Regions from separate parts of the Mus musculus genome. Here region 1 is linked to region 2. The links are chromatin loops, found by intact Hi-C in ENCODE. Cell type or tissue: left cerebral cortex. All regions are shown on one strand. Links, peaks and the distances in the headings refer to the core of each region. The heading gives the core; the rest is flanking DNA.

Region 1 (15,460 bases), core at 4,736-12,735, 81 kb after region 2:
AACCTTTTGCAAGTAATGTCCACAAATTTGACCTGTGCTACTGTGAACTATCCCACAGCCTGCCCAGCTCCAGGACTCGGAACACACAGTTCTGAGAGTACGGGGCAGCCCTCGTGAGATCGTTCCCAGAGGCCATGTACATCTCTGAACAACTGATTCCTCTTCTCCTTGATGTTCCCTGCTCCTCTCTCCTCCCAACTCCCTAGAGTCCCCAAACGCCCAGCACTGGAATCCCTCAGGAGCCAGGTGACAGAAGCTGCTCCTCCAGGACCCAGGCCTCCCCACCATAGTCTCCCTCTAGTGACCTCTGTTTCCTTCCTGTCTAAGGCTCCCCCTCACCTCTGCCTCTGCACAGTCCCGAGCCTCCAAGCCATGGCCATCCTCGTCAGAGTCAATTCCCTGGAATAATCGAGTTTTCCGGTTGGCTCCCTCCTCCTTGCCAACGCAATGCTGGGAAACCCCAACCAGCCAGGCCCCAGGAGACTTTTGGAGCAGCCTGAGACTTAGAGGAAGGGTGGCACCTGACCTTCCTGAGTCCAGAAAACACAGCTTCTAGAAGGGGCAGGGGGAGGGGAAGAGAACACAGAGGCTTTAGAGTCTCTTCGCCCTTCTGTGGAAGGCCAGTCATGGCCTCTGCTCTTCTTGCTGGCTTAGTCTCCCAGGCTTTGCTGGAAGACTTGGACACTTGGGAAGGCATAGGTCATGCTGTGGCTTATAGTGGTGCCAGTCAGATTTAGGGACACGAACTCTGCAAAAGGGGTTCCGTCAGAAATGAGTATGGCATTGGGGGATGCCCCAATATTGAGTCTCCGTACATGGTGGCTGACATCCGAGACCCCAGGTCTGCATACAGTGGGCTGGCCCCCATGGGCTGCTTTAAGGATACCATGCAGGGATCATCCACAGCATATGTCATTACTCTCACTGTAAGTTACAGGTCCATAGAGCAGGGATAGCAATACCTATTAAAATACCCATCATCCAACATGGCTGGAAACTGCTGTTGGCATGAAGTGTGAAGTGTTCAGGACAGTAATTTTAAAAAAGATGTTATGCAAAAGGAAATGTGCAGCAGGAGGTTGAGCCTGAAGTCCGTGCCCATGGAAGGGCTTAATACAACTTCATGGATGCCCAAATGTTATCCACAGACTTTAGTGGCCATGCTCTAAGGAGATGGGTCAAAGCTATCCCATTTTCAAAATGGTGTGTTACCCACAACGAAAGCTTAAACATTATTGGGGTTTATATAGTAGAACTCAACCTCTGCATTGAAGAAACCAAAAAATACACTTAAAAGAATCTGTTATGCTACAACCCAAATCTGGACAATGCGTGTTCTCTGGGCAGTGGGCTAATAGGCAGCGCTGTGTTTTCCTTTTTGCTGGAGTGTATCTTCTTCAAACCTCAGTCTGGATTTACTTGTCTGGAGGTGTGAGGTGGGGCTGATGTTCAGTGAGGCTGCTCTCAATAGGTTCTGTTTCTCCGATTTACTTAACCTTCTTCTGCCATAATGCCTTTACGTGGCAATGATAACCTCAAAGAGTAAGTATTGGTTTTCCATGTCATAGTTTTATGGGAAGAAACTGGGAGACAAGTGTTCTTTCTGGCCTTCTAGAGTATCAGTGGTGCCTGTGACAAATGGTTATTGTCTGAAAGCCACTCCGAGGTTTAGGGAGACAGCTAGGTGGGCAGAAGCCATAAGGACCTGAGTTTGTCTTGATAAGAGTGGTGTGTTTATAGTCCCACTGCTGGAGACACCGCTGAGACAGGAGGCTCCCTGGAGCTTTCGAGCCTGCCAGCCCAGTCTACTTGGCCAGTTTCAGGCCAGAAAGGAACCTTCTCAAACAAAAGGGTGGACAGTGCCTGAGAACCACCACCCTAGGTTGACCTTTGGCCCCCTTCATGCATGTGCACACATGTGCGCGCACATAGGAACCACTCCATTCTAGGAAGTAGGGAAGTCCTAGGGATTAGAATTTAAGAAACCTTTTTCTTTCGTGAAGGAAGGGGCTGGAGATAGAGGAGATAGAGGAAATCAACCCACCACTGCTAACAACAACATTCTTTGTAAGACTGTAAATCTTGTTGGCACACACTGAGTTCTAGGCTAGGCCAGGACGGAGACTCTTTCTCAGAAAAATTAAACATCCCTCTCAATAGGTTATAAAGTTCTACAAGTTCTGCAGGGTTACCAGAGGCAGTAGAGAGAGGGACTTGCTAGCGGGGGAGCACTTAGAAGCAATTAGATGCCTTTCAGGTTGGTGTCTTCCAGCCGCATGCTTTTGTCTAGAGGGTTAGATTCCCGCGCCACCTTCGCTTCCTGCCTTTGTACCTGAGCAGTAGTATCTTTAGTGCTCTGGTGGCGCTTGCTGCGCGACCCCTGTGGGACGGTGACAGTCGCCCTGTCTCTCGCCCTCCCCGTCGCAGACAGCGAGCTGGTGCTGCCCGACTGCCTGCGGCCGCGCTCCTTCACCGCGCTGCGGCGGCCGTCGCTGCGGTGCGAGGCGGATGAGGCGCGCCTGTCGGTGAGCCTGTGCGACCTCAACGTGCCGGGAGCCGACGGCGACGACGGCGCACCGCCTGCCGGCTGCCCGATCCCGCAGAACTCGCTCAATTCTCAGCACAGCCGCGCGCTGCCGGCGCAGCTCGACGGCGACCTGCGCTTCCACGCGCTTCGCGCCGGCGCGCACGTCCGCATCCTGGACGAGCAGACGGTGGCGCGCCTGGAGCACGGGCGCGACGAGCGCGCGCTCGTCTTCACCAGCCGGCCTGTGCGCGTGGCCGAGACCATCTTCATCAAGGTCACGCGCTCGGGCGGGGGGCGAGCGGGCGCGCTGTCCTTCGGGGTCACCACGTGTGACCCTGGCACGCTGCGGCCCGCCGACCTGCCCTTCAGCCCCGAGGCCCTGGTGGACCGCAAGGAGTTCTGGGCGGTGTGTCGCGTGCCCGGGCCTCTGCACAGCGGCGACATCCTGGGCCTGGTGGTCAACGCGGACGGAGAGCTGCACCTGAGTCACAACGGCGCGGCGGCCGGCATGCAGCTGTGCGTGGATGCCTCGCAGCCCCTCTGGATGCTCTTCAGCCTGCATGGCGCCATCACGCAGGTCCGCATCCTCGGTGAGTTCCGGGTGCCATCCCCCAGTCCATGATGCTCTTTCTAGGCTTAGGTGAGTTCTGGGTAGGGTGGAAGCATCTGGTCCACGGATGTCGGGAAGAGAGGAATGAACTCAGAAGAACCCAAAAGACACACAAATTGGCCAGAGCCTTACACCCCAGAGGTTGTATTAAAGGGGCGAGGGCAGTGAACTTTCTGAGACTTGGTTTCCTCAGGGCTGCTTGTGGCTCTTAGGGAAAATAAGGTTAGCTGGTTGTGGTGGTGCATATCTGTTATCCTAGCGTTTAATAAGCAGAGGCAGGAGGATCTCTGCAAGTTCGAGGCTAACCTGGTCTGCATATTGAGTTTCAGGTCAGCCAGAGCTTCATTTCTGTCTCAAAACAGAAAAACAAACAAACAAACACCTCAAACACCGTATTAGTGTCTTCTTGGGCACCTGCATCAGAGTAGGGGACTCCCTGAGCAGGTGGCCTTCAGGAATTAGATTGCAGTGTTCTAGACCTTTCTTTTTAGGAAGACGCAGTTTGAAAGGATTAGAGGATGTGGGCTTGTATTAAGCCACACTCCGTGGCTTGTTCTATATATAGGATAGGTATCCCTCACTGTGACCAAGCACCTGAGGAGAGGGCAGCCGAAGGGAGGATGGGCTTTGATTGGCAAACCTAGTGAGGGGGCGGAGATGGCCAGAGTGTGAGGGCTAGTCACATTCAGTCATGCGCTGTGGCTGTCCGAGAGGTGTGTCTGCATGTGCTCCATTCTCAGTATTCCCTTTGGCAGTCCTTAGCGTGGGAAATCTGTCCTCGTCATGATGTCAGCCACAGCTAGGGTGGGTTTACCTTGCTGGGCATCTCTCACTAGCCTCACTGTAAACGAAGCTCCGGAGATCCTAATTCTGTAGCTGTAGGATAGGTTCTGGACCTCCGATTCTGTTGTTGTTTGTGTTTGCTTGCCTGATTTATTTGAGACAAGATCTGTCTACATAGCCCTGGCTGTCCTAGAACTCATTCTGTAGACCAGGCCAATTCTGCACGCGCGCACGCGCGCGCGCGCGCACACACACACACACACACACACACACACACACACACACACACGCGCGCGCGCGCGCCTGCAAATCTGAGCTGAAGTTAGTTAGAGAGAATTGGCTGCACTCATTGCTTCTTAGAGAAGGGAAATCACAGAGGCAAAGCCCGCTCCTACATCAGTACCACCTAATAATAGCTAAGTAGCTTTCCAGTAAGGCTTCTGCCATCTAAGGGTGTTTATGAGACTGGAGCAGGAAGGAATTAAAACAAAACAAACACAAGACTTTTTCTGTCCCAAGTACTAAGTGGGTCAAGGTGGATGTTAAGAAATACCACCCAGAACCCAGTGACTATTAATAGCTCCTGAGTTGTTTGGAGAATTGGGCATGTCTGTCAGCCAACAAAATGGTGTTGGGGAATCCTGACCCTAAGGGGAAAAGAAGCCAGGGGCAGCATGTGCAGGGTCACCGTTCCTCTTACAGTAAAGGCTTGGCTTTGTGAAAGTTCCCCATGAGCCAATAAGTAAGGGTCGTTTCCTGTATCCATGTGTACAGAACTCTATGTATTCACTGGTAGAATGAAACTACTTTCACTAAGACAACCAGGTCAGGGTTGCTTTATAGATGTTGTTCGGAAAAATGCTAGCCAGTGCAGTTGGGAAAGAAAAGTAACTTGACATCCGTTTCTGAAAAGATGGTAATTGATTTAAAATATTAATGTAGTAAGAGAAAAACTGTATGAACTGAGCATGCAATCCAACCTGTTTGGGAGGCTTTTGCCTGAGCTGCGGAGCAAGTTCAAAGCCAGCCTAGGCTACTTGGTTTTCAAGGCAAGGTTTCTCTGTATAGCCCTGGCTGTCCTAGAACTCACTCTGTAGATCAGGCTGGCCTCAAACCCATAGATCTGCCTGCCTCTGTCTCCTCTGAGTCCTGGGATAAAAGGTGTGCCTGGTTGTGAGATACTGTTTTAAAAAGTTAAATAAGGTATTGGGACATTGGTCAGTGACTGATAGCTTTCCTAACACAAGTGAAACCTGAGTCTAGTCTTCAGTGTGGAGGGGGAGAAGGAAGGGAGGAGAGGAGAGAGGAAAGACGCACCCTGTGAACATTCGTTGATCATTCTTAGAAATAATAACACTGACATGAGTTACAGCTAACAATGCACCTGCCTGTGTGCAGAACCTTCTCTCAGGGCCCATGGGAAAGTCACAGGCAAGTGACTTCTTGTTCTCAGCGAGCTCGTGGCTCTGCTAGAGAAACAGAGCTGGAGTTTCAGGCCAAGAAGAGGAAGTACTTTAGGCTGTGTGGCTGGGCATGGCGGGTCAATAACCATAGGTAGTGGAGTTTAGGGGAAGCCATGCTTCCCCAGAGACTATGTTTGAGGACAGCCTCAAGAGGCTCCTGGAGCAGTCAGCTCCTTGAGGACAAAGGCTCTGTCCCCAGTCTCATGCGTGCACAATGAGCCCCCAGGAAAGACTGGGAGGAAAACAGGAGGGAGAGAGAGAAGGCAAGGCTGCAAGACCAGAATGTAGGGACCAGGGTGCCTGGGTAGAGAAGGTGGGTGATTCCAAGGCACTGTGGTAGCGAGGGCAGGACTCTGACAAGAGACTGAGGTAGGAGGCATGGGCACGGGGGACTCCATTCTCTGAAGGCCAAAGGTACCTAGGGAAAGTTGGCTTGGAAATTGCGGGTGATATAGAACATGATACTACCTCCTGACCTATAGGTGGGCACAGAGCATGGGTCGGAGTTGAACCAGCCTGTGGGGTCCTGCCTCAGCCTGTGGCTGTCCTCTGGGCAGGTGTTGGAGCTCTCTGTGGGGGCAGGGACTGAAACTTTCTCCTTTAGGCTAATGGCAGTGTGGCCCATCCACTTTCTCAGGCTCCACCATCATGACTGAACGGGGTGGCCCATCTCTCCCCTGCTCACCTGCCTCCACTCCAACCTCACCCAGTGCCCTGGGCATCCGCCTCTCTGACCCCCTGCTCAGCACCTGCGGTTCTGGGCCCCTAGGTGGCTCTGCTGGAGGTGAGTACCAAGGCCCCCGTGGGTGGGTCAATGCGTCTCTCGAAATCCTATAGAGAGGGACGGTTGACAGAGCTCTCCAGATGTGTAGCTGTGGCTTTTTTTTTTTCTTTTTAAAGATTTATTTTAAACTCTGTGTGTGTGTGTGTGTGTGTGTGTGTGTGTGTGTGTGTCTGTGTCTGTGTGTGTGTATGTAAGTATAAATGCTCACGGAGCACAGAAGAGGGTATCTGATCTTCCAGGCGACTTCTTAAAGTGCATGTGGGGGATTCCAAGCGTTAGTGCAGTAGAACCACGCCTGGAAAGAATTAGAAAGTCCTTTCCTCCTTTCCTCTTTTCCTCTTTTCCTCCTTTCCTCTGACTGCTGCTCTGGCTCTGTCTGGGGCTGTGTGGCTACAGCTCCTTCCTTGGGCAGGAAGGTGGGTTGTCAGTGTGGAAAGGTGGCTTTGCGTAGTGGCAGAAGACATGAGCTGGGGTGGGGTGGGGGGGGCTTTTCTCTTGGGAGAAGGCCCCGTGCTGGGCTGGGTCCCATCCCCTTTTGATTGGTGCTCTTGCTCTCAGGGACAGCCCCCAACTCACCTGTGAGCCTGCCCGAGTCACCGGTGACCCCAGGTCTGGGCCAGTGGAGTGATGAATGCACCATTTGCTATGAACACGCAGTGGACACAGTCATCTACACGTGTGGCCACATGTGCCTGTGCTACTCCTGTGGCCTGCGCCTCAAGAAGGCCCTGCACGCCTGCTGCCCCATCTGCCGTCGCCCCATCAAGGACATCATCAAGACCTACCGCAGCTCCTAGCCCACTGCAGAGCCCCACCTGCACGCCCACTTCTGCAGACTGCAGCCCAGCCAGCACCAGCTGAGGGCAAAGCCAACAGGGTCCCTTCCTTCTACAGTTTGCAAACTCTTCCTCCTTTTCCATTAAACGTGGGAAACCAAGGTCCCTGGAGGATTGGGCTGAAAGAGTTTCAGGCAGGGAGATGAGGGCACAAGCAGTGAGGGGAGGAGGGTACCCCATATCTCTCTCCTCTTTACCCAGATTTCTGCATGCTGAGTGGCTGGTTGCCATCCCTCGAGATCTCGGCAGATCTCTAGGTTGTGCAGCCCGGCAGCCCGTGCGGCATCTTGGAGAGAGTTAGCAGACATGTAGCTTCCCCCCCGGCAGCTGGGGAGGAGGCCAGTGGACCTTCTCCCACCCTGGGCAGCTGCAAACTGCATGCCATGTTTCTTTCTCCTTACCCAAGGCAGGGAAACAGACAGGCTGCAGACTACAGGTCCGAGGTCCTTGACCTTGGGCCAACCTGCCATGTTCAGGATCTCCCGTTTGCCATGACTTTCGCCAATCATCTCACTGGTGCCGTTTCCCAGGGTGCCCTTCAGTGTAGGCTGATGTGAGCCTTTCTGTTGTCAGGGTCTCAAAAGAGCAGGTCCACAGCCACACTTAAGGCCTGTCCTCCCTCATCTCAGTGCCAGTCTTGGCCTGGGCTGATTTGCCATTGTGTGCCCAGGAGGGACAGGAACCCTCAGTGGGGTGGGGTCTCCCTGGCCTATGGACAGCCCTTTTCCTTAATTTATTTATTTGCTTTATGGGTTATGTTCCAACCTGGGGTCTCCTGAAATGCTACTGTTGCAGGGTTGCCAGGTGAAGGGAAGCAAGGAGTAGCCACTTGGAATCTATCCCCAATACAAGGCTCATGGCAGTCCTGCTAACCCCGAGGAAGAATTCCAGGCTGGAGGCCTCCCAAGAAGTGGATAAGCCTCTCTTATGTGGGAAGTGCCCACTTCCACCTGTGTGCCCTTCCTCCCTGGATGGGAGCCCTGTTACTGTGGCTGGTTCCAGGACATCCGTCTCTATAGAGACATCAGAAGTTCTGGAAAGTTGTCAACATGTGGGTCAGGGACCAGAATGGAGACGCTTGTTAGAGGAGGGAAGATAGACCCTGAAAGCCAGCCTCTGGTCCTGCTAAGGGGGTGCCCCTTACTTATGGGCTGTGGCCCCTGTATTCCTACCTGCCTTTTTTAGGGTTACTGTGGCGTCTTAGCCTAGGCTTTCCCAGCCTTTCAGTCCTTGGCCCTCATATGGCTGGTTTTATATCCTCAGAGGCGGCTTTTGCCTTGAAAGGCAGGGTCTTGGTCTCTGTCCTGGCCACTGGCCAGTCATGTGGCTCTAGCCACAGCCCTCTGCCCCTAAAACTCCAGCTTCCCCTGGGTAAAAGTTTGGGGGTGGAATACTTTCCGTGTATTTCCTGGGAGTTCTTCTCAGGTGTCTCTGAGGAGGAATGTACTGGGGAGGTGTTGAGAATGGATGCCAGGGTGGGCCTTTGCCTGCACTGGGGAATCTGGGCCACCCTCAGTCTTGCTTCTCCAGTCACTGGCCCTGGTAGATGCCTTCAGGCTGGAGCTGGTAAGTTGCCCCATCTAGCTGGGGCTTATCCTAGAGATGGAGCAAGGTCCTAGTACAGAGCTGTGTGGCTGGAGTTGGGAAAAGAAGCCATTGTCCATTCTGCTAGTTCAGAGGTAGCACTGCCTCCCTTGTGAACTGGGCCACTGTGTTTGTGAATAAAGGTGATTTCGTACCAGCCTGAGGGCTGTGCTGTGCGTCTGGGGGTTGGGGGGGGGGAGCCAGTGTTTGAGCACACCTGAGGGTAGACCCCTAAGCCCCAAAGGCCTGTAACAGAGAAGCTGCCCTCGGAGCATGGCATGGGGCTCACACAGTGGGGTCCACAATACCAGGCGAGCCTTTTAAGTCGAGAAGCTGCTGCAGGCCTTCGGTGGGTGGGAGGGGGAGGTGGGGGAGGGGAGAACAATCAGGAAGGGCACCAAGCAAGGGACAGTACACTCACTCCTGCTATGCTGTTTCCTCTCAGGCTAGAGATCCTGTGAGGTGAGTATCGCCACCTAGAGACTACTAGGAGAATGACAGGCCAACCCTGTGGCTGGGGTCAGAAAGAGGTAGGCTGGGCCCAAGGTTAGAACTGTGCACATTTACCGTGGCCAGGCCTCAGAGACCTGTGGGATGCCTACCTACACCCTTTCCTGGGAGGAGGTTTTGGCCACCCAGTCTTAGCCTGCCTTTGAACTCAGGTCCATGTTTTCCTGCTTACTAGAGACTAACACAACTAGCTAAGGCCCCAGGGTCCAGCTTTGGCTACTCCCAGAAAGCTGCCTGAGTGTGGAAAGCTCCGGTGGGAACTGACCCCCTCCTCCCCCACCCCATCCCACGCTCAGTTCTCGAGTTGGCAGCTGTTTGAGCGAGTGGGGCTTTTGCTAGTCAACTGAATGGATCCTCCGGTGTCAGAGAGAATCGCGTGCTTCTGTTCAGTTAAAAAGGCCAAAAACTTTATTTAGTCTTTAGGGAAATACAAGATGCCTGTAAACACGAACAAAATAGGAAACAAAACAATCCAAATGTTGAAGTCTAGAAGCATGCCAAGACAGGTCATTTCTACAGATCAAAGAGTCCCACCAAAGTGATAAAGGACACCTGGAAAGGGGCAGGTCAAGGGGGCTGGGTCCCTCCCCCGGTGACACTGTGTTTGTGATGAGGCTTATAAAAAAGAATCCACTATTAGAATTATGAGAAACATGGAGATAGGTTAGCACCACCGAGGATCCTGGAGATATGTTAGCACTTGCACGGACCCCCCTACTGCATCCAATGTCCTTGTCTCCGTTCCTCTGCTGAGGTGGGGAGCGGAGGGGAGAAACTGGGGGAAGGGCTCCTGCTGACCACAGTAGGCTGGCCGGGGATGAGTGGACACTAGGAAATCCCTGTGATTTAGGAGTCCCAGTGACATCCACCGGCTCGTTCTCATCACACGGTAGCAGTAGCTGCTCACTTCTGCCTTCCAAGTTACCTTCCAGGCCTCTCAGTAACTGGTAGGGACACCCATGTCCTCTGTTGCAGGAGACAAGTTGTAAATCTAAGGATGGCAACTGTGTACCCTTTGAAGTAAACTCAGAAGCAGTGTGCCTCAGTAGATGCACATGCAGGAGGGTGGTGCACTCGCCTGGCCGGACTGGCAGGCAGGAGGCAGACTCAGCAATCAGAACCGTAGGTTCTATTGGAGCCTTGGGAATAAATGTCCCAATGAGGTCACCTGCCTCCCAGATAGGCCTGGGCTTTAGGGTCTAGTATGGAGGTGTTGGGTCCCTACGGTGTGGCCTATTATGGTCAGTGGTGTCTATTTTGTATGGTTTGACAGGCTAGCTCTGCATGGGACAAAATGCACTGGGCAAAAACTATGGGGAATCCGGGATGGGACTGGGCCCGCAGACCCAAAGATTGGCGTATGACTTGCAGCACCTCTTCCTTAAGACAATGATACTGGAAGCCCGGATGGGGCCCAGTGAACAAGTTTTCTCTGGCTGGACTCTTGGCTGGTGAGAGCAAAAATCCCTGGAAACCTCTCGTTTTCAACCTCCAAGAACTGACTCCTTTCCTGTTCCAAACTCTCTCTCTCTCAGCCTTCCCACACCTACCTAAAAGACATCTCTGGAAGCTTCCACCCCGTGCAAGGACGGTAAGCGCCAGTAACTCCAAACATGCGCACTCCTCTTGCCAACATGCCTCCCACTAGCTTTCCCACATGCCAGACACGTCTGTTTGCACTAACATGACTCTCTCACACTTCCAAAGACACAGCCAACTGTCCAGAATATGATTTGGGAATAAGGCAGGGACCTTCAGCACCGGGGGGTGGGGGGGGTGCGGGGGGGCACTCTAAGGCATTGGAGTGCAATAGGGGAGGGGCACGGACTGTCAAGGTCACTTGAGATTTAGAGAGGGGAGAGGGTGGCACCTGCCAATCCCTTGCAGCCAGGTTGGGATCAAGGCTTTGGAAAGACCCTTTCCTTCAATCTACAAGCACCAATGTACCTACTTTGTGGTCTGGGGACCCAGATGCACAGAACGAAGTGACTAGCAGTGCTAACGTCACTCTCAGCACCGAGCTTAGGAAACATGGGGACATGAGACTATCAGATTGCCCCAAACGGGACTTATCAAAAATCCCAGCCGGTCATGAGGAGCCTTCCACACTCACAGGAAGCGATCTAAGGTTCGCTGTGGAGACGGAAGGCTCGCTGTGGAGACGGGAGGCACTGCTGTGTGGACAGCTGCAGGCCCTACTGTCTCACTCCTCATCTGCCAGCCTGCCTGTCCTTCAGAAACAAACCGTAACCCAGTAGCTCATGAATCCCCGGGGGTCTCATGCCAAGGAGAGGATGGAGGTGGGTGCCCTAATTTAATCACTTCAGCACTTCCATACTCAACAGTATCTTTTCCATGTCTTCATCTTGGTGCCCGGGACAATGGCCTGCCTGGGCTGCTTCTGTTCGCTCTGTTAATACCAGTGTGAAGTTTCCAACTAAATAATAAAATAATTACAAAAAAATTTTTAAAGACACATTGCACTCTCCAGCCAGAATCGTGTGAATGACACACATGTTGTCAGAAGCTGCGCGTCCCTTGGGACCTGCCCAATGCCAAGGACTAGTTCAATGGAGACTGCCTGCCCGGTACTCATTCTCTCTAACCCCATGCTATTCAAGTGGAGAATTACCACCAGTCTCTTTCTTCTTACACACACATATGCACTCATGAACTTCCCATGCTCGTGGAAATGACCACACACACACACACACACACACACACACACACACACACACATTCTCAGCCCTCAAAAAAGCGAGGGAATCTTAATTGGTTAGTGATGTGGACTGTTGTCTTTCCAGAGAGCTGCATGGGTATTCCAATTACGGCTATGCAGCCATATCTATTCCAAGGGAGAGACCCAAAAAGGGGCCCGGTCCCTCTTCCTATCTGTATAGAAATTCACACAAGATGGGTCAGAGCAGCAGGCCTACAGTACTATATAAACGGGACATACCAGCAAGGCCGTGCTTGCTATCCTTGGGGAGCCGAGTTCTGGAACTTGCTCCTCGCCCCCAAGAAGCCATCTTTTCCTGCCTCTTTTCCTTGCTGCATGAGAAAGGATGCTCGTGTGCACCTGCCTCAGGAGTTCCTGTTATTAGAGACAGGCTCATGCCTTTTGCCCAAGTCACTGAGATGAATGGGTGGCCAGGACTCAGCTCCAGGCCTACTGCAGGCCTGTAGGAACTGGCTCTCACTGGGTAAGTGGGGCTTACAGCACGCACCCTCCAGATGAGTTTGCTTATGGCCAGGATTCCTGCCCACAAGCTGAACTGAGGTTTTACAGTTTTAGAAAGACTCAAGCACACATCCAAAGCTTCATAGCCCACACACATCAGGAGGCTGGGGCGAGGGGGCTGCCGGTCTCTATGAGCAGCTGACTGCAAAACAGGAGAACGGGAGTGGATGTTCTCATTCTGCTCTGGGGACCGGCCCAGGAGGTCAAGAGCACCATGCCACATCCTTCTAGGTGGACAACACTGATGGGCTGTCCTCGGGTGGCTACCTCCCACAACTCCTCCCATTTTCTGCAGACAGACTCAACAGGGTCTCCACTGTCCCAAATCCCTCTTGGTAATATTGCACTTTTCCTGTCTCAGATTGTTTTCGTTTTCCATTGAGAATGCAAAGTCTTTAGAGGGAACAGGGGGCTCGAGTAGCCTGAAAAAAAATTATATATTAGTCAAACCCAGGAAAAGTCGGGGTGATTTCACCTGGTCCCCACCCCTTCCTAAAAAACAGAACACTACAACTTAAATAACTCTACATCTATTCTGCAAGTACTAGTCATATGAAAATAACATTTGACTGAAATTCCCTTGTCTTTTTTCCTTAGATGATAGACGCCGTAACATGCCTTGCAGGGGAAGCGAAGGGTATAAATGCCAGTAAAATACTCTCTAACATCTCAAAGTGCCTACGAGGGCGCTATATAATGCCTTCGTCCATTAGGAGTGAGAAAGAGGAACCCTTGGGGCCAGGCTTGGGGTAGAGAGTGAGGCCTTTGCAGACAGAACCCTAGTTGTGAAGGGAGCCTGGGGGGAGCAAACAGGAACCTGCTGCTGATGGACACCCCACTACCAGCTTCCTCCTGCTCCCCGACTGTGAGAGCACAGAGGAGCCAGGCAGTGTAGCCAGGCCAGCTACTGGCAAAGGATACGGTTTGAAGACTTTTCCCTCCACCCCTGTGATACAAGAAAAGGGTCTTTAAACTGAAAGAAAACAGAGCACCAGATGATGCGTCTTCGGGCATTATATAAACCTCAATAATGACCTCAGAAGGGCTCATTCTGATTAAAGTTGCAGTATACAGCAATACAATGTCATTTCACATTTTCAATCATAACAAATGGAAAACTAGGTTTGGACGTTTCTGAGATTCCACTTTTTTTCCTTTTAGTTCGATCTGGTTTTCCTCTAGGTGGGTCAGAGCCCCAGGCCCTTCCCTCAGCTGCTGTGGTCTGTCCAATATCACAAAGCAGCTCATTAGCTCTAAGGAAAAGCCCTCTCGCCTGGGGAGGGCTAGGATTCAGGGACACATCGCCTGGCATCTCTCGACCATGTCTGGGAAGGCCTGGTATGCACCCTTCTTGTTTCAAGTATTCTTTGTGCTGGCAGGGTTTGTGCTGTGCCCTGATGGGTTTGGTGGTGAGGGACCTTGGCTATGACTCCTTGCCCAAGTCTACATCCTGACACTAGGTGGCGACGTTCCCCACTTTTCCCAGATGCCTGAGCAACTCCCAGCCATCCCTGGGGCTGGATGTTACAATGTAAACACAATGACCACACAATAAACTAGAGGGGCAGGGGAGGAACACAGTACTAATGCAGTGCAGGAACCTGCCATTAGTTTGACAATTTGGGGAAAGTCATTTCCTGTCCTTGGGCTAAAGTAACAGGAATGGATAGTATGGAGTGACCTCTAAGGTCCCCCACCCTCCCTGTCCCACTTTTAAGGATCTATGATTTCAGGACACGGGGGATTGTGAGAGAATCTTTGGGATGTGGCAAGGACAGGGGAGGTGGGGAAGGCTGGCTCTGGGGATCCTGGTGGTCCAGTCCAACTGAGATGCTCTGTGCCTGGCAGCCAGGCGGGCGCACTAATGGAGCTGGCTCAATGCAGACATCTGAGGAGTGAGGCTGTGGCCCCTCCCCCTGGCAGACGGCTACGTCGAAGGTCCTCTCACCTGACAGCCACTCTACTTTAAATTTTATTTTAAATAGTCATAAATTACTTTTTTCCTCTTTTAATAAATACGTGCTGTTTTAAAATGAGAAGTGTATATGCTGCATCTTTAAGTAATGCACTTCGCTCTCCAGGTTGCTTTCCATTCCACCTTAAAGTGCATTAATGAAGAAATAATGAACCACTTCTTTATCATTATTGTTCAAATAAGTACAAATAATATCATGAAGACACTATACCACTATCATTAGTACTGCAATCTAGCAGATTAACTCAACAACCCCACTCTATTTAATACTGTCCAGCAGAAGAAAATTAACTAATTTCAATTTTAAACAAACTCATGAACACAGAAAAGGAAAATAGAACAATGTCACCACCACGGGCTTTTGACAGAGGAGGCTAGTGGGTTGCATCCACCTGTGGGAGAAACATGGCTTGGGGATCCAGGAGGTTAGGGTTGGGAGCTGAAGGCAGACCTGCCTGGGAGGTGGGGTGAGGGGCGCTCTTCCTCCCATGTCTGTTGGAACCAGCAGCCCTTGGTCAGAGGAGATGCTGGCAGCTCAGCCACAGGCTGTGAGACAGGATCTGTCCCAAGTCAAAGGCACGTATGGCATCCACTCCTGGCATGAGGGGAGTCCTGGAAGGACACTGCGGGCTTCTTTCCGGAGGGTCCCCTCTGAAATGTCAACCACTGACTCACGACCCAAAGCAGACAGAGGACTGTTTCCACTCCACTCTCTTTTGCTTCTCTGTTCCCCGGGGGGTGCTGCCCCTCAGGAAGATAGGGTTGGCTCCTGGCTTCAAAGTCCTCCATCTTCTTGGGTACCTTGCCAGCAGGCTAAGGGCACAGTGTCTGCTCTGGGCTGACCCAGCCAGGGTCCCTTCTGCCCAGGTTGGAGAAAGTGGGCAGAAGTAGGCAGATTAGCCACCCAGCAGGCTGCCCTCTTTCCCTCTTGGGCAGGAACCTGAACACTTTGTTTCACCGAGCCGGGGACTTGGCTTTACCCAGTTCCAAACTCCCTGCTAAGGTGCCATGCTTGGGCACTGTGTACACAGTGGAAACCTAAACAAACAATCTGGTTTATGGAAAGGCAAAAGACATTAAACCAAAACCCAAATAAAACATCCCTCCATGAATTCAACGGAAACCCCACCCACCACTACCCGTCTCC
Region 2 (15,460 bases), core at 4,530-12,529:
GTTTGTGTGTACCGGTACATAGAGGCACCTGCAGAGGCCAGAGGAGGGTCCTGGATGCCTTGGAGCTAAAGTTACAGGTGTTTGAAGGTTGCCTTATGTGGGTTACTAGGTAGTGAGTGTCACCTCAGGTTTTTCCCACCCACAACCCAGTTCCTCAATAACTACTTGTGTGTCTTTGGCCCCAGCCTTGAGCAGACTAAACAGACCTCAAGTGCTTGCCAATGGGTTTAACGACCCAGGTGGAGTCTTCCCCTTGCTGCACCTGCAATTTCCTAGAGGAACTTAGAAGAATAGGCTGCCCCAGGAGCTTGCTTTGTAACAAATCCAGCTGAAACAGAGCATGGGTCTGTGGGCTTGTCCTATATAAATGCACTGTTGAATATTAAACTTGGAGCCCTGGTCAGAACCTTGTCTTGGCTTCATCCTTCTCTCACACCCCATCCTTTTCATTTCCAGCTCCCCTTTCAGGTGATCCAGTTCAACCATGGCCGCTGGATGGCTACAGGTGGCGCCCAAAGTGGGGCTTTGTTGCTGTCACAAGCAAACCTACTTCTTTTTGGAAACAACCTTCTTTGCCTTGGCAGCCTTAGGTTTAGCTGTCTTGGGCTTGGTAACCTCGGGTTTGGATGCCTTAGACGTCACCGCCTTGGGCTTTGGTGGGCTCTTTACTGCCATTTTAGGCTTGGCACTAGCCTTGGCCTTCTTAGGACTCTTGGCAACTTTCTTTACTCCAGATGCCACAGGCTTCTTTGCTTTCTTTGGAGTTTTCTTCACAGGATTCTTTGCCCCTGCAGCCTTTTTAGGCTTTTTAGGGGTGGCACCTGAAGGCTTCTTAACCTCGGCAGCCCCAGTCTTCTTAGGCTTGGCCTCACTGGAAACCGCCTTTTTGTTAAGCTTGAGAGAACCCGAGGCACCGGCTCCCTTGGTCTGCACCACGGTACCCTTGCTCACCGGACTCTTATGCCTAAGCTTGACGCGGTTGTTGTTCTTCTCGACATGGTAGCCACCAGAAGCCAGTGCCTTCTTAAGGGCAGGCAGGCACACGCCACCGTCCTCCTTAGAGGCAAACATAGCCTTAGTTATGAGCTCGTGCACCGTAGGGCCTGTGGCCTTGCACTTAGCCACACCAGCCTTTTTTGTCATCTTCTTCTTGGTGGGAGACTTCTCTACAGGAGCTGGAGCCACAATATCGGTGGGAGCAGTTTCAGGTATGGTGAGAATAAAGGCTGCTAGCTGCTGGAAAAGAAAAGGAAATCTAACTGGAAGAGCAAATTTTGCAGTTATTTATACAAGTACAGCTTAATTTAAGAATCATGTACTGAGGGGCTGGTGAGATGGCTCAGTGGGTAAGAGCACCCGACTGTTCTTCCGAAGGTCCGGAGTTCAAATCCCAGCAACCACATGGTGGCTCACAACCATCCGTAATGAGATCTGACACCCTCTTCTGGAGTGTCTGAAGACAGCAACAGTGTACTTACATATAATAAATAAATAAATCTTAAAAAAAAAAAAAATCATGTACTGAGCTGGGCAGTGGTGGTGCACGCCTTTAGTCCCAGCACTTGGGAGGCAGAGGCAGGTGGATCTCTGAGTTCAAGGCCAGCCTGGTCTACAGAGTAAGTTCTAGGACTTTAAAAAAAAATCATGTACTGTTCCTTACTTTATAGGACATTTAAGAGCTCATACTGGATTGTTTGGACCCCTGGGCAATGCCACAGCAGAATTGTATACCAGGCAGATTATAGGCCTTACAGGAACACTTAGCCATACATACAATCTCATTCTTTATATCATCAAAATAGTAATAGTTTGAGACAATAATTTGGTATTTCTAGAAAATATGCACGTCAAATTGTAAAGAATTGTTCTCACTGTCCTCAATTTCTTCATGTACCACATAATGGTGTTATTCCTCGAGGACTCGTACCTAATCAATTATGGCAAATGGATGTTACCCATATTTTCTTATTATCCTGAAGGACAAGGTATTGTGGAACCAGCCCATGGAACTTTAAAACAATATCTTCATAAAAAAAAAAAAAAAAACCAAGCTGGGCGTGGTGGTGCACGCCTTTAATCCCAGCACTCAGGAGGCAGAGGCAGGCAGATTTCTGAGTTCAAGGCCAGCCTGGTCTACAAAGTGAGTTCCAGGACAGCCAGAGCTACACAGAGAAACCCTGTCTTGAAAAACAAAAACAAAAACAAACAAAAAACAAAAAAAGGGGGGGGAATTATATCTCTGTACACCACAAAATTACTGAAATCATGCTTTTTATTTTAAAATTTAAAATTTGGATTCCAAGGAACTCTCTGAGTGTGGGAGGAGCAGCTACTGGCACTGGTTTCTCAAGGAAAAAATTATAAACTCCTTAGAACAGCAATAGAAAAAGATATAGAAAGGATAGAAACCTCTATTTCCCATTTGCAAGAATCTGTAAACTCCTTGTTTTAGGAGAGCGTTTTTCAAAACAGGAGAGGACTTGATCTTTTATTCCTTCAACAGGGAGGACTATGTGCATCCCTCCATGAGGAATGTTGTTTTTACATCGATCATTCAGGAATAGTAAAGGCTAAAGTTCGAGAAGGACTGGCCAAAAGGAAAAGAGAAAAAGGACAGAATCAGGGATTGTTTGAATCCTGGTTCTCCACTTCCCCATGGCTTACAACTTTATTTATGTATTCACCATTGCTCTCTTCAGACACACCAGAAGAGCATCAGACCCCATTACAGATGGTTGTGAGCCACCATGTGGTTGCTGGGAATTGAACTCAGGGCCTTTGGAAGAGCAGTTGGTGGTGTTCTTAACTGTTGAGCCATCGCTCCAGCCATCGCAGCTTTAATTTCTACACTGCTTGGACTATTAGTTACAATCTTGTTGCGTTTAACTTTTGGACTTTGTATCTTAATCAGTTGCCTTCATACAGGATCGCTCTCAGCAAGCTCAGCTATTCACCATGGCAGTTATTCATCCCTATGAAGAGATGCATTGAGTGCCTATTCAATTGTCCTTCGTGGCTTTGGTCTGAATGGGAAAGAGTGGGCTATAGAAGGCCAATAGTCAGAGATGGGCAAGAGTGTTCCTGAGCTCCGATCAACCTAAGACAGAGACTATATCAATGCTCTGTTTGTGCTCCCTGATGGGTAAGAAGAAGCTATATATAGACAACACCGACTTAAGACAGGCATGGTCATCCTCTTTACCCTAGACGGGATTATGGAAAACAAGTAAGTCTTGTGCCCCCATCTAGCTACTGGTCCTTCTCATCTTTAAAAAACAAAAAAAGGGGGAGTTGTGCCCTTTCCCCCAGCCTTGAGTAGACTAAACAGTCCGTAAGTGCTTGCCACAATGGGTTTAACGACCCAGGTGGAGTCTTCCCCTTGCCTCATCTGCAATTTCCTAGAGGAACTTAGAAGAGTAGGCTGCCCCAAGAGCTTGCTTTGCAACATAATCCAGCTGAAACAGAGCATGGGTCTGTGGGCTTGTCCTAAATAAACACAGTGCTGAATATTCAACTTGGAGCCTTGACCAGCAGCACCTTGTCTTGGCGTCATCCTTCTCTCGCACCCTGTCCTTTTCACTTCCAGCCCCCTTTCAGGTGACCCAGTTCATCCATGGCCACTGGACGGCTACAGACTTGGAGGCTTATTGATTTATGAATGAACGCCTAGGCCAGAAGCTTTGGCTCGTTCCCCGACCAGCTCACACCTTACATAACCCATTTAAACTATTTTATGTCTGCCACAAGGCTAGTTACCTCTCCTGAGTTTCATACGCCCGACTTCTTCAGAGGCCAGGGCAAATCTCTCCACCTCTGACTGACTCCTAGAGTTCTAATCTCTCTGTCGGATGTCCTGCCTTCTATCCTGCCTCACCTTAAACTACTCATCAGCTTTTTATTGGCAGGTGATGCTTCCACACAGTACACAAGAGATTATCTCTACACCTGAGGTCCTTTGGTCCTCTGAGAGAACAACAAATGACCACTCACTGAGCCTCCTCTCCAGTCCCCACAAATGGTATATTTTAGTACATTTGAACCGATGAAAGTTGGCCCCAAAGGTAAGAATATTTATGGGTCCGTGAATATTCCTAGGATGGGGCTTTATGGCTCCTTCCCTTTCTCTTTGCCAGAACTTTGTCTGGCTTGAACCTGTGAAGAAGGTCTGGTCCATGCGGAGTTAACATGTGTATCGGTCATGTGTCTGTGCTGTGAGGTCTTCTGCGCATGCCTCTGAAGATGCTGTCTCCTTGGAGCCATCCCTAAACTCTGGCTCTTAGAATCTTTCTGCCTCCTCTTCTGCAGGGATCCTTGAGGGGAGGGGAGGGGAGGGGAGGGGAGGGGAGGGGAGGGGAGGGGAGGGGAGAGGAGGGGAGGGGAGAGGAGGGGAGGGGAGGGGAGAGGAGGGGAGGGGAGGGGAGAGGAGGGGAGGGGTCACCTGCTATGTCAGCCACACCCAAGGGTAAGAACCAGGCCTAGGAGTAATTGGCCAACGGAAAATTGACTCCGTGGTTTTGCGTGTGCTTTTTGCTTTGGTAATTTTTGTCTCAACTCTCTCTCTCTCTCTCTCTCTCTCTCTCTCTCTCTCTCTCTGCACACACACACACACATACACACACACTTTCAGCGGGTGTGGGAGGATTTAAGAGGAGTTGGGGGAGGGGCAGTATGATCAAACTACTGTATGAAAAATCTTTTAAAATTATTTATTCACTTTGGGTATATGAGTACTGCATAGAAAGAGCATCTACGCAGCATGTACACCTGCTGGCCAGAAGAGGGCATCAGATCCTATCAGAGATGGCTGTGAGCCACCATGTGATTGACTGCTGGGAATTGAACTCAGGACTTCTGAAAGAGCAGCTGGTGCTCTTAACCTCTGAGCCATTTCTCCAGCTCTGACAAAAAAAAAATATTTTTAAGTTAAAAAATTAACTGGCTAGATTGGCAGGCCAGCAGAGCCCCGGGGAACTTCTGTTTCTGCTGGGATCACAGGCGTGTGCCTCGTGCCTAGATTTGTCTTTGTTTTTGTTTGTTTGTTTGTTTTTGTTTTGAACATGAACTCAGGTTCTCACAATTACAGGGCAAGCACTTTACCGACTGACCATCTCCTCAGGTCTACTAATTGTTCAAGGAATGGGCAGTGGGTAGGGCTCAGTCCTCGGGAATAAAGCAGTGTGGCCCCGCTTGGGTGAACCCCATTCTTGTTTGCCTTGTGGGCTGTCTGTGGCTGTCTTCAGCTATCCTTGGCTATCCTTGGCTATCCTTGGCTAGCTCTGGGTTCAGCACCTCAGGGATCAGGGAAGGAAGAAAGCAGACTCTTGGTCAAATCAAACATCCTGCTAGGTTTTCAACATGATTGATAAAGGACTTCAGGTCTCAAATTCAGACCCGTGGACGCTGTGGAGAATAAGGGCGAAGGGGAGAGTGGAGCAGACAGGGGGAGAGGGAAGAGAAGAAAGATGGGGGAGGGGAAAGAGAAGGAGAGGAAGAGAGAGGAGAGGGAGAGACCAGAAGGGAAGGTAATGGGGTGGGAGGGGGAGCAGGGGGAGTTTCGCAGAGCAGCTTTTGATGGAATCCTGACCTCCCCTCTCATCTCTGCCTGGGGTCCTCTCTCCATTGTCCTACTAGCTGATATGAGCTCTCACAGACATGGGCAGACAGACAGACAAACAAAGAATCTGCAATCCTGGAGAGGGGTTTCTAAGGTGTTGGGTGCTAGAGCACCACCTTGTGGTGTTGGAGTTGTTGTTTTTTTTGTTGTTTGGCTGGTTGGTGGGTTGATTTGCCTTTTCAAGACAGGGTTTCTCCCTATAACCCTGGCTGTCCCTAGAACTTGCTCTGTAGACCAGGCTGACCTCAAGCACACTGAGATCTGCCTGCCTCTGCCTCCCGAGTGCTGAGATTAGAGTCCTGTGCCACCACTGCCCAGTTTCACCTTGTGATGTTGATAGTTTCACTGAAGCCACCTAAACAGTGACTTCCTCTAGCTCCAGTCTGCCCTGGAAGCTTCTTCTCGCTCCTCCTTTCCAGGATGGGGCTGAGCTACCTCCTAACTGTTGCCTTTAAGCTGCCTGGGTGGTGGTTGTGGAGGGGCTAAAAATCTGGGAGTTTGACCAGAGTCCAGAGGAAGGAAGGAAGGCTGCTGGCACTCTGTGATTCTTCAAGATGGATTTACCCAGAGCCAGAAAAGGGTTCCCAGAACCCAGGACAATGTAGAAGGTTATACTTCCTTCTTTAGGTCCCTGCCTGCTTGCTAAAGACCTATATCCAGTTGACATTTAACAGTGGTGTCCCATGCCCCAATCTGAACTCCCCAGGGGGGAAAAAAGTAGGGTTAAGGGTTCAAGGGGTGACACTGAGGGGCCCTTGGGCAGACAAGTGTAGGGTGTTTCTGCTCAGCATGACCCCTGCATGATCCTTCACAGCCGCACATTGGCTGGCGGGGGGGGGGGGGAACGGGGTCGGGGGGGGGGGGTCTCCCTCATCTCAGCCCAGTTTAGCCCTATCTTCCTCCCATGATTTTCCTCTGAGTCAGGGGAAGTTTTGATACTGTCTCAGCTCCCTGCCTTTGTCCCTGATACTGTGCTGAACAGGGAATTACAACCTATGCCCCAAGCCATGTCCAGTAACTGGTCCTTAATTAAACTGAGAAAGCAGAAAAAGGAGAGTTAGTGAATGTGGCCACATTAGGAACCAAGGGACAAAGACGGTCAAAGAGGGACAAAGAGATCCAGTATCCCCCAAGTCTGTCTTCTGGGGTCCTAAAGTGAGATTAAAGTTTGAATAGGGGGCTGAGGGTGGGCACACCTGAGCAGGTTATGACCTTCAAGTTCAGAAGCAACACTGTCAGTTTCCTTTGGAGCTCAGGCTACTCAGAGGATCAGGAGAGAGCCTTTTGGCCTGCTTGCCCGCCCTCCCTCCCTCCCTCCCTCCCTCCCTCCCTCCCTCCCTCCCTCCTTCCCTCCCTCCCGCCTTTCCTCCCTCCTTCTTGTCATTTGGCCTTCATTTTTCTTCTGCTTTGCCCATGGCCCACATTTAGGCCTGTGTGGGGCCTGTAATCTCCCTTTGGGGCCTTGGGTCCACCCCTATCCTGTACCAAGGCTTCCCAGGCCACAGAAGCGGGCTTATTCCAGAAGGACTCAGAGCCTCTCCAGCCACTCTCTACAAATCCCAGCCAGAACCCTGCACTTCACACACACTCCAGGGGAATTAGTCTCCTCTATACAGGCTCCACATATTTATTCTGACTCATAAAATGCCTGATCTCCCCAGCTATGTGTAATCTGTATGTCCTCATTCTCTCTCTCTCTCTCTCTCTCTCTCTCTCTCTCTCTCTCTCTCTCTGTGTGTGTGTGTGTGTGTGTGTGTGCTTTATGTATGTAGCTGTTAAGAGCCCACAGATTGCTGACAAATGAATCATCATTTGGGGAATAAGTGTTGGGAAGACACCGCCTATAAATAAGACACCAGTCCCTGACCATTCTGTAGCCAGTCAGCACCTGATCCCAGGCACCCCAGAGGCTTGGGGCTGGGGCTGGGACTGGGGGCCTGGTTGTCTTTCTCCTCAAACACCAGAGCATACCTTTCACAGGTATTTCTAGCTTGCCTGGAGTCTCTGAAACTTAAGGATATAACATGTGCAATCAGAGGAGAGTAAAAGGCAGGACAGGGGGCTAAAGGGGATCAGAGATGATGTCTAAAGATCACAGTAGGATTTTACTGCTGGCAGGCATGGGGATCCATTCACTGTACAAATACTTCTGAGAATCCGCATGTCCCTGCCCTGGGAGCTAGAACACTGTGAGGAAAGTGGCTGGCCGACTCTCCCCTCAGCAAGCTTATTCTCTATCAAGAGAAGCCGAATCTAACCAAGCAGAAAAGGCTACTTTTAGGCAAAGTCATATAAAAGCCACGAAGAGAATGGGATGACCCTATGGAGAATGATAGAGAGAGGCAGAGATGCTTAGCTGGGGTGGTCAGGAAAGAGCTGTGCCTACACATTGAGGATGGGTCCTATGGAGAAACTTCCAGAAAAGGATGGAGGAGATGTCTGTGTCCCACTCATGACCCAGGGCTCACTCTGGATCCGAGTTGGGAAAGTCCGGTTAGAGTGAGCGATGGCCCCGAGAAGCAGCAAGGCTGATGAAGGTGTGAGATGGACAGACGGACTGTCTTCTCCCCCATGATACACTGGGAGAAATAACCGCCCCAGATCCAAGATGACTTCCTGGTCCCTCCTGCAGGTAGCAGTGCTGAGCTACACAGATGGAAGAGTCACGTGAACAGGACATTTACAGACTGCCCCCTTCCTCGAGGAAGCCACCTTGGTCTACTATAGGCTATAGCACCCCCTCTATCCCTTCCCCAATCTCTTAGTTTTCCAGCTGACAGAATAATTCAACTTGGAACCGATATCTCTCTCATGGTTTGTACCTGAGCTGGGTCCCATCGGCTTGCTTCTGGTCTTGTGGTTCTCCGTTCTTGAACATGCAAAGGATGTTTGAACAGTCAGGAAATGGTCTGACTGGGGTTCTGATTGGAAGTTCCAACTACAGCGAAGGGGAGGTGACTGTATTCCTGATCTCAATTGTCTTAATTCATTATCCACTCACTCCTGAGCGTTTTAACACGTGCCAGGCCCTGAATCCCGTGCTAGGGAGCCTCCATTAGGGCTACCTCGCCACGCCCTGGCTCCGGGGCTCCCAGCGTTGTGGCGGTCCTCTTCCTCTTGTTTTCAGGTTCTATGTCCCAGGACAGGGAGACGCTCAACCTCCGAAGCTCCCATCTATTCCTGACGTCAGGTCCGGAGCAGTGCCGCCCCCAACCCTGGGTCCCGCGCGCCTTCGAGAACTTATAGCCAGCGGGAACGCGGCGCGCCCCGAGACCCACATCTGGCAGAGCGGGCGCGCGCGTGTCACTAAGACGCTCATTAACCTGCGCAGCTGTCGCCATAACAACCGGAGCCCCGGAGTCCTGGCGACGCTAGGGCGGGGGTTGGGGGCGGCGGCCTCGGGAGGGACCTGGCGGGAGCGGGGGCGGTCCACACGAGCCGGGCGCTGCAAGCTCACCCGCGGGCGGGAGGGCGCCACGCACGTCGCCGCGGCCGTCCCCGCGGGCGGGGACCGAGCCCGCCGACGAGCCTCCGAGCAGCCGCGCGCCGAGCCCCGACTCTATGGCCCGCGGGGAGCGCGCCGCCGCTGCGCCGCCCACCCGCAGCCGGAATCCGAGCTCCAGCACCAGGCAGAGCGCAGCGGCTCGCGCCGCGGGCCGGGGCCCAGGGGCCGGGCCGCCCCGGGCGCGGGGCATGGGAGCCCGGTAGCCGGGTGGCGCGAGGACCCCCACGGCGGGCAGGACCCGCCGAGCGAAGACCGCCAAGCCCAGGGAGAGCCGGAGACAGCAAACCGCCCGCCCCCGGTCGCAGCCCCGCCAGGGCCCTCCCCTGGCAGCGCGCACCCGCGCGCGCACACACTTGCACACCTTTCCTCCGCTCCTGCCCAGCCTTGCCTGGCTCCCGCCGGAGCACCCCCGGGGGGCCGATGCCATGGGTAACAACTTCTCCAGTGTCTCCTCTCTGCAGCGAGGAAACCCGAGCCGCGCGTCGCGGGGCCACCCCCAGAACCTCAAAGGTAGGCTTCGCTGACCGGGGAGCAATTGCAGGGAGGGTTGCGGCGCAGGTGGAGTGGTGGGCAGGGGTGCGGTTGGGGACGACCGGCAGGTGCCACCTGTTGTGTGCATTTGGAGGGCGGGAGAGGCGCTTCTGACAGTGGAGGTGGGCTGTGGTGGCAGCTGACCGGTGCTGATGGTGGAGATGAGGGAGGATGGCGGTCGGTGGGGGTCTGCGCAATTCTCCTTATCTGCCCTGGCAACGTCACTGGAGTCCCCTCCAGTGATGCTAAGCGGTGAGAAGAGGTGGGAAAAACATTTGCCGGCTGGATAGGGCAGTGTGGAGGGAAACCTAGGTTTTTCCAGATGAGCCTCCCAAGAGAGTCATTGTGGTCTTTTTTGCATTTGCCTAGGGCTGGGGGAGATCCCGCTGGAAGCACTAGTTGCATTTCCAAGCAGAGGGTCTTAGAGATTCAGGACTAGAAGGGCAGACGCGTGCTCCCGGGGTCTTTGCAAGTGGGTGATCTTTTGCACCGTCTGAGTCAGGTTGTTTGGTTTTGTTTGTTTATTTGTTTGTTTGTTTGTTTTGTGCATCCAAAGACAAAGTATCTGGTCTGAACCCTAGAAAGAGGGGAAGGGAGCTTCCAAACAGATGGAACGTTATCGGGAGGGTTTGCTGTCTATGGCCCATCCAGCACCCTCTGGGGGAGGCCCGAGGCTCTGCCCCAGGCCTTCCAGCTTCCAACATGTCTCTGACCTTTGGAAGATGCTGCTTGGTTTCCTGGGCGCCTGGACCCAGCTAATTCTCTCTGGAAAGCTGATTTTTTTTTTTTTCATCTTTATTAGAGACAGGTTGCACTTAGTTCTAGGGGCACAGTGATAGCTAAAAGTCCCAGGGCTTCCTAAACAGCAATAAGAACAATTAAAAAACAAAACAAAACAAAACCCACAGCATGGCACAAAACAACTTAAGTTCCTCAAGTCTCCCAGGATATGACTAGGGTAGTAGAGTACCCTTTAGCCCAGAGCCTTGGTGTTCATGGAGGATGTTCACAGGTCCCTTTTCAGGGAGTACAGACATTCTCTGGTTTTAGTCAGCAGAGCAACAGTAACCATATTCACTTTACAGAGGAGGGGAACTGAGGCTTGTTTCTTGAATTAGAAACAGCTAGGCTTCAGACCCTAGAGGCTTGGAACTCTTGTCTCTTCTTGCAGTTAGCTTCAGGATGGAGAAGGGATGACAGATGTACCACTGTCCTGCATTCTAACCCAGTCTTTCAGAACTTCACCTCTACCCTGCTCCGGAAAATTAGTGGGTCTTGGTGGATTTCTGGAAATTAATATGGTGACACTTGCAAAGGTCCTCTAGTGTCATGTTTATTGACCTTGTAATTCCTCATAGAACTGATGGGAGGAAAATGGAGATGCAGGTGGTACTTACGGCCATTAGGATGCTCCTGACAGTATCACTTAGACGAGGAACACAAGCTAAATGCCTAGGAATCATGGGGGAGGATGTGCCATCACTAAGATTACATTTTCAAAGACTCTGATGACTTGGGGAAGTGCTCACAGCATAAGAACGGTTTGTAAAGCGACAAAGACTTTGTGACCCCCGTCCCCTCTGTGCTTCCCATTTTGCTAAAAGGCGGTTATGTCGATCGAAAGGAAAAAGCAGTAATTACAAATAAATAAGAGCCAAGAAGGAACATTTCTCAAAGGTGCTGGGAAATGAATCATATGGGATTTCCCTTCTTTTTTTTTTAATTTATGTTTTCTTTAAAAAATGTGTTCAATAAAAATAAGTTAATATTTTTAAGTTAGTTTCATATATATATATGTATATGTGTCTATCTGCACACACACACACACACACACACACACACACATATATCCCTCTCCCCTTCTCCCCCTCAGCCTCTCTTACTTCCCTTCCATCCTTATGAGCGTCCCTCATCTCTACCTGTCCCTTTCTTAGGTTCATGATTTTTTATTTTGATGAGCCCCTCCCCCTCATTTTTAAATCGAGGGCCATCCGTGTAACCAGTGGGTTCGAGCTATGCGCTGGTGTCTGCTGCGGTCACTAGTGGACACACCACTTTCCCCTGGATCTGTCTGTAGAAAACAGTTAGGCAGTGAGAGGTGGGGCCCTCGGAGTCCTTCCTCTGTCCTTGGCTGCCCGTGGATGGCTTGTTTTTGTGCAGACCCTGTACACCTGTAGTTGTTGAGAGCTCATGGTTGCAATGACCTCACACTTCCCAGAAGATGCTATTTCACAGCCCTTCCTACACTGAGCCTCTTAGAATCTTCCTTAGTGTTTTCTAAGCTTGGATGGACTGATCACAAATGTCTTATTGAGGGCTGATCTGTCACCTATTCTCAGCGCCTTGTGAAGCCGTAGATCTCTGCCTTTAGCACAGACCACTGGAAGTACTCTGAGGCTATGAGGTAACTGTCTATAGGTATAATAAGCATATATATTTAGAAGGTAGGTTCAACACTATGTCACTTTAGCTCACCAATAGGACCCCTAGATTCCATGACTCTACCCACTCTGAGCTTTGAGGGTGTTTATAGTACTAAGTATAGATTCCCTTCTGTGGAGTGGGCCTCCAATCCAATCACAAAGTGGTTGGTTACTTCTGTAACAGTTGTACCACTGTTGCCCAAGTGAGCACATTTTGCCCAGCAGTTTGGTTTCATAGTTGGTAGGATGCACAGCTGTGTGAGACCACTGGTATCCTTTTCTCTCAAAGCAGCTTGCATAGTGCTTCCCACACTATGAAAGCTTGCCCCCGGGGAAGAGGTTTCAGGCTCAGTTCCAGCTTGATCTCTTTATTGCATGCAGCCAAGGTGTGTGGTACCTTCAGCAATAGGGTCGTCTAGTTCTGATGGACACCCGAGAGGGATGGCAAGAGCTTGTATTGTTTTGGGGACCTCTAAGGCTCCCCCAACTGACTCATAAGGGGTCGTCCCACACTTGACACCGTTTGTGTCTGATTTATAACCGACAGCTTCAAGGAGGAGCTTTTCTAGCCGCGTAGGGTATCTCCCTTCCAACTTTAAAAAGTTTGCTTATAAGATTATAGGTTGCCAATGGCATTTTCATATTCCCATTATTTTAGTTTATCTTGCTACTTCCTCATCTCCATAGACCCCTCCCCCTTTCCTATTTACCCCTCCCCCTTTCCTATTTACCCTTCCCCTTTCCTACTTTCCCCTCCCCCTTTCCTATTTACCCCTCCCCATTTCCGACTTTTTCCTCCCCCTTTCCTATTTACCCATCCCCTCCCCACCCTTGGAATTTCTCCTTCTGCTTTCTTGTATAGACTAGATCTACTGTCCACCCTTTCTTAACAAATTCCCTCCCAATGACCTCTTAGATTTCTGGCCTCTATCTACATCAACTGTAAATTAAACACACAAAATTGGAGATATTCAGTTATGATCCACATACGAAGGAGATCATTGTTATGTATTTTCCTGTAGCTGGGTTGCCACAGTATGCTTCTCCCAGTTTCACCTGTTTAGCTACAGATGTATTATTTTATAATTATAAATGAGTTTCCATGGGCCGAGGGTATAATGGTGGAGAGAGTGCTTGCCTAAGATGAGTGAAGGCCTGGGTTCCATCCCCACTGCTGCTAAATAAACACATGAATAAATAGACTGTTGGTGTCAGCATGTGCAAAGACTGTTTCTAAGCACCGAAAAGAGATTGTTAATGAGGAAGGAATCTGTGGGCATCATCTGGATAAATTTCCTTCCTTACAAACGAGAAGAAAAAGGGGAAAACACACTGATTTGACCAAATTCCTTAGTGGGTCAGTTTGAGCAGCAAAGCTGAGCTCTGTCCTTCATGGGCAGGGTTGGCTGGGGGCTGGCAAATTGACCTCATTGTTCAGTGATCATATAGTCTGTCCCCCTAAAAGAGACACTGTTCTTTTCCTGGCTACATGGAAGCCTAGAGGAGTCCCCTGGAACTGTTCCCCTCATTACGTGACATTTAGGCTTTTGAGTATTTGTGAGATCTATGTGTTTTGGTTAGAGGGGTCCCTATTTCCTGTCCTCATTCACAGATTTGGTAGCACACACCTGAAATCCTAGCACTTGGGAGGCTAAGACCAGAGGAGTGTTGAGTTTGAGGCTTAAGCTATTGAGACATTGTCAAAGAAGGAAAAAAGGACAGAAGGAGAGAGAGAGGGAGAGGGAGAGGGAGAGGGGGAGGGGGAGGGGGAGGGAGAGAGGGGGAGGGGGAGAAGAAGAGGGGGAGGGGGGAGGGAGGGAGACAGGAAGGAGGAAGAGAATCAGAATAAATATGAGACTCTCCATGAACACACATCCTTGGTTGGGGCCCAGGACTGTGATGCTGGCTGCCCCATCCAGTGTTCTGCACTAGGCCAGCGTCCAGCTGTGATTTTAGCAATGCCCATTTTGAAATCCCGTGGGGGTAGAGGGACTGATTTTCTTTCTTCCCCTTCTGTTGCAGCAATGTGGGTTCCTCATCACTTTCATTAAAACAGCTGCCGGGACCTGTCACGAGAGGGAGATATCAGATTGTTCTGCCTGTCAGGCTGATGAGAAGTGGGCTTCACTTTTTCCTCTCAGGGGTAGACTTTGGGCTTTTCCTGGAGACAATCTACTGATGATCCCCTCTGGGTCTGAGGAACATGGAGCTAGGAATGTGTAGGGAGCCAGGTGTCGCTCTGGGCTCAGGACCAACCAATAGTGCCTGAGGAGGTGGATGCTGGGGTCAGAGGTTGAGGCCAGTGCCCTTAGTATCTTAGGCTGAAGACCCTGGAAACACAAGGAGGAAGGAGGAGGAGGGGAGACACGTGCTCGGATGGTTGGGTTGTTGAAAGCCCAGGTCTGTGTGCCAAGGTCAGAGATGGGAGGGCACATCACGGAAGGTTTGAACTGGGGATGGGTGGGACTGTAGGAAATGAACAGCAGGGGATGAAGTAGAGTGCTGTGGTGTGTGGGCAGGGGCGGGACACGGCCTAGAGAAAGGGATTATGTGTGTTGTATGTTCCCCGTGAGAACCTGAGAGGGAATTCATGTTTCGTGTGCAGAGAACCACAGGGGAATAAGATCTTCCTCTCCTCTGGCTCTTTTAAAGTGCTTCCCTGTTTCCTGCTGAGTGTGGAGGTACAAACCTCTAAGAAAGCTTTGGGGAGAAAAGTATTCACAGCCCAGTGGTCACCCCTGGATGGAGAGTGGGTGGCCCACCTCCTACCTTCTGAAGGATTCATTGTAATAAAATTTACACGGTGTAAAACTTGCCATCTTAATGCATGTAATTTAGAGGCATTTACAGTGCGGTGTAATGACTACTTCTGTCCAATTCCAGAATGTTTGCATTGCCTCAAAGGGAAACCCTGTGACCGTTAAGCAGCCACTCTTGTTGTTCCCGGCTCCCTGGCAACCACCAGTCTACTTCCTGTCTCTAAGAACCTGCCTCTCATGGACATTTCATATGAATGGAATTACAGAATAACTGGGCACTTTTGTTGGCTTCTTCAGCTTAATATTTTCAAGCTTCATTGACAATGTAGTCTCTCTCTCTCTCTCTCTCTCTCTCTCTCTCTCTCTCTCTCTGTCTCTCTTCAAGACAGGATCTCTCTGTGTAGCCCTGGCTGTCCTAGAACTCACTCTGTAGACCAGGCTGGCCTCGAACTCAGAAATCTGCTTGCCTCTGCCTCCTGAGTGCTGGGATTAAGGGCGTGTGCCACCACTGCCTGGAAATATGTCTCTTTTTAAAATCAAGTAATATTCTACTGCATGCATAAGCCACATCATGTTCATCAGCTGATGGACATTTGAGTTGATTCCCACATTTGGTTATTATGAGTAA

The links. A loop is a pair of places that touch in the nucleus more often than their neighbours do. Peaks named below come from ENCODE experiments on the same cell type or tissue, not always from the same donor. Only the 100,000 strongest peaks of a DNase experiment are listed, where the experiment ranks them.
Region 1: a loop joins it to region 2, with 6 times the contacts of the local background. A loop is called at or near these places in 23 of 42 quality-filtered maps.

Annotation. Positions count from the first base shown.
Region 1 is chr19:47,250,692-47,266,151 of GRCm38, forward strand. It overlaps Neurl1a (neuralized E3 ubiquitin protein ligase 1A), which reads left to right. Exons shown (of 6, transcript NM_021360.4): 4 at 2,428-3,117; 5 at 6,021-6,167; 6 at 6,726-8,750. The coding sequence ends at 6,964. It overlaps Sh3pxd2a (SH3 and PX domains 2A), which reads right to left. Exons shown (of 15, transcript NM_008018.4): 15 at 9,483-15,460. Among named protein-coding and RNA genes, the nearest start is that of Mir6995, 15 kb to the right of the region's middle. In left cerebral cortex, for the core only: a CTCF peak has its summit at 9,092; DNase peaks (open chromatin) are centred at 9,126, 10,692 and 12,410; H3K27ac peaks cover 213 bases.
Region 2 is chr19:47,169,923-47,185,382 of GRCm38, forward strand. Neurl1a (neuralized E3 ubiquitin protein ligase 1A) reads left to right here and starts at 8,898. Exons shown (of 6, transcript NM_021360.4): 1 at 8,898-9,629. The coding sequence starts at 9,545. It also overlaps the pseudogene H1f11-ps. In left cerebral cortex, for the core only: CTCF peaks have their summits at 4,785 (motif pointing right), 5,736 (motif pointing left) and 8,247; DNase peaks (open chromatin) are centred at 4,774, 7,469, 8,312, 8,917 and 3 more places; H3K4me3 peaks cover 2,678 bases; H3K27ac peaks cover 1,880 bases.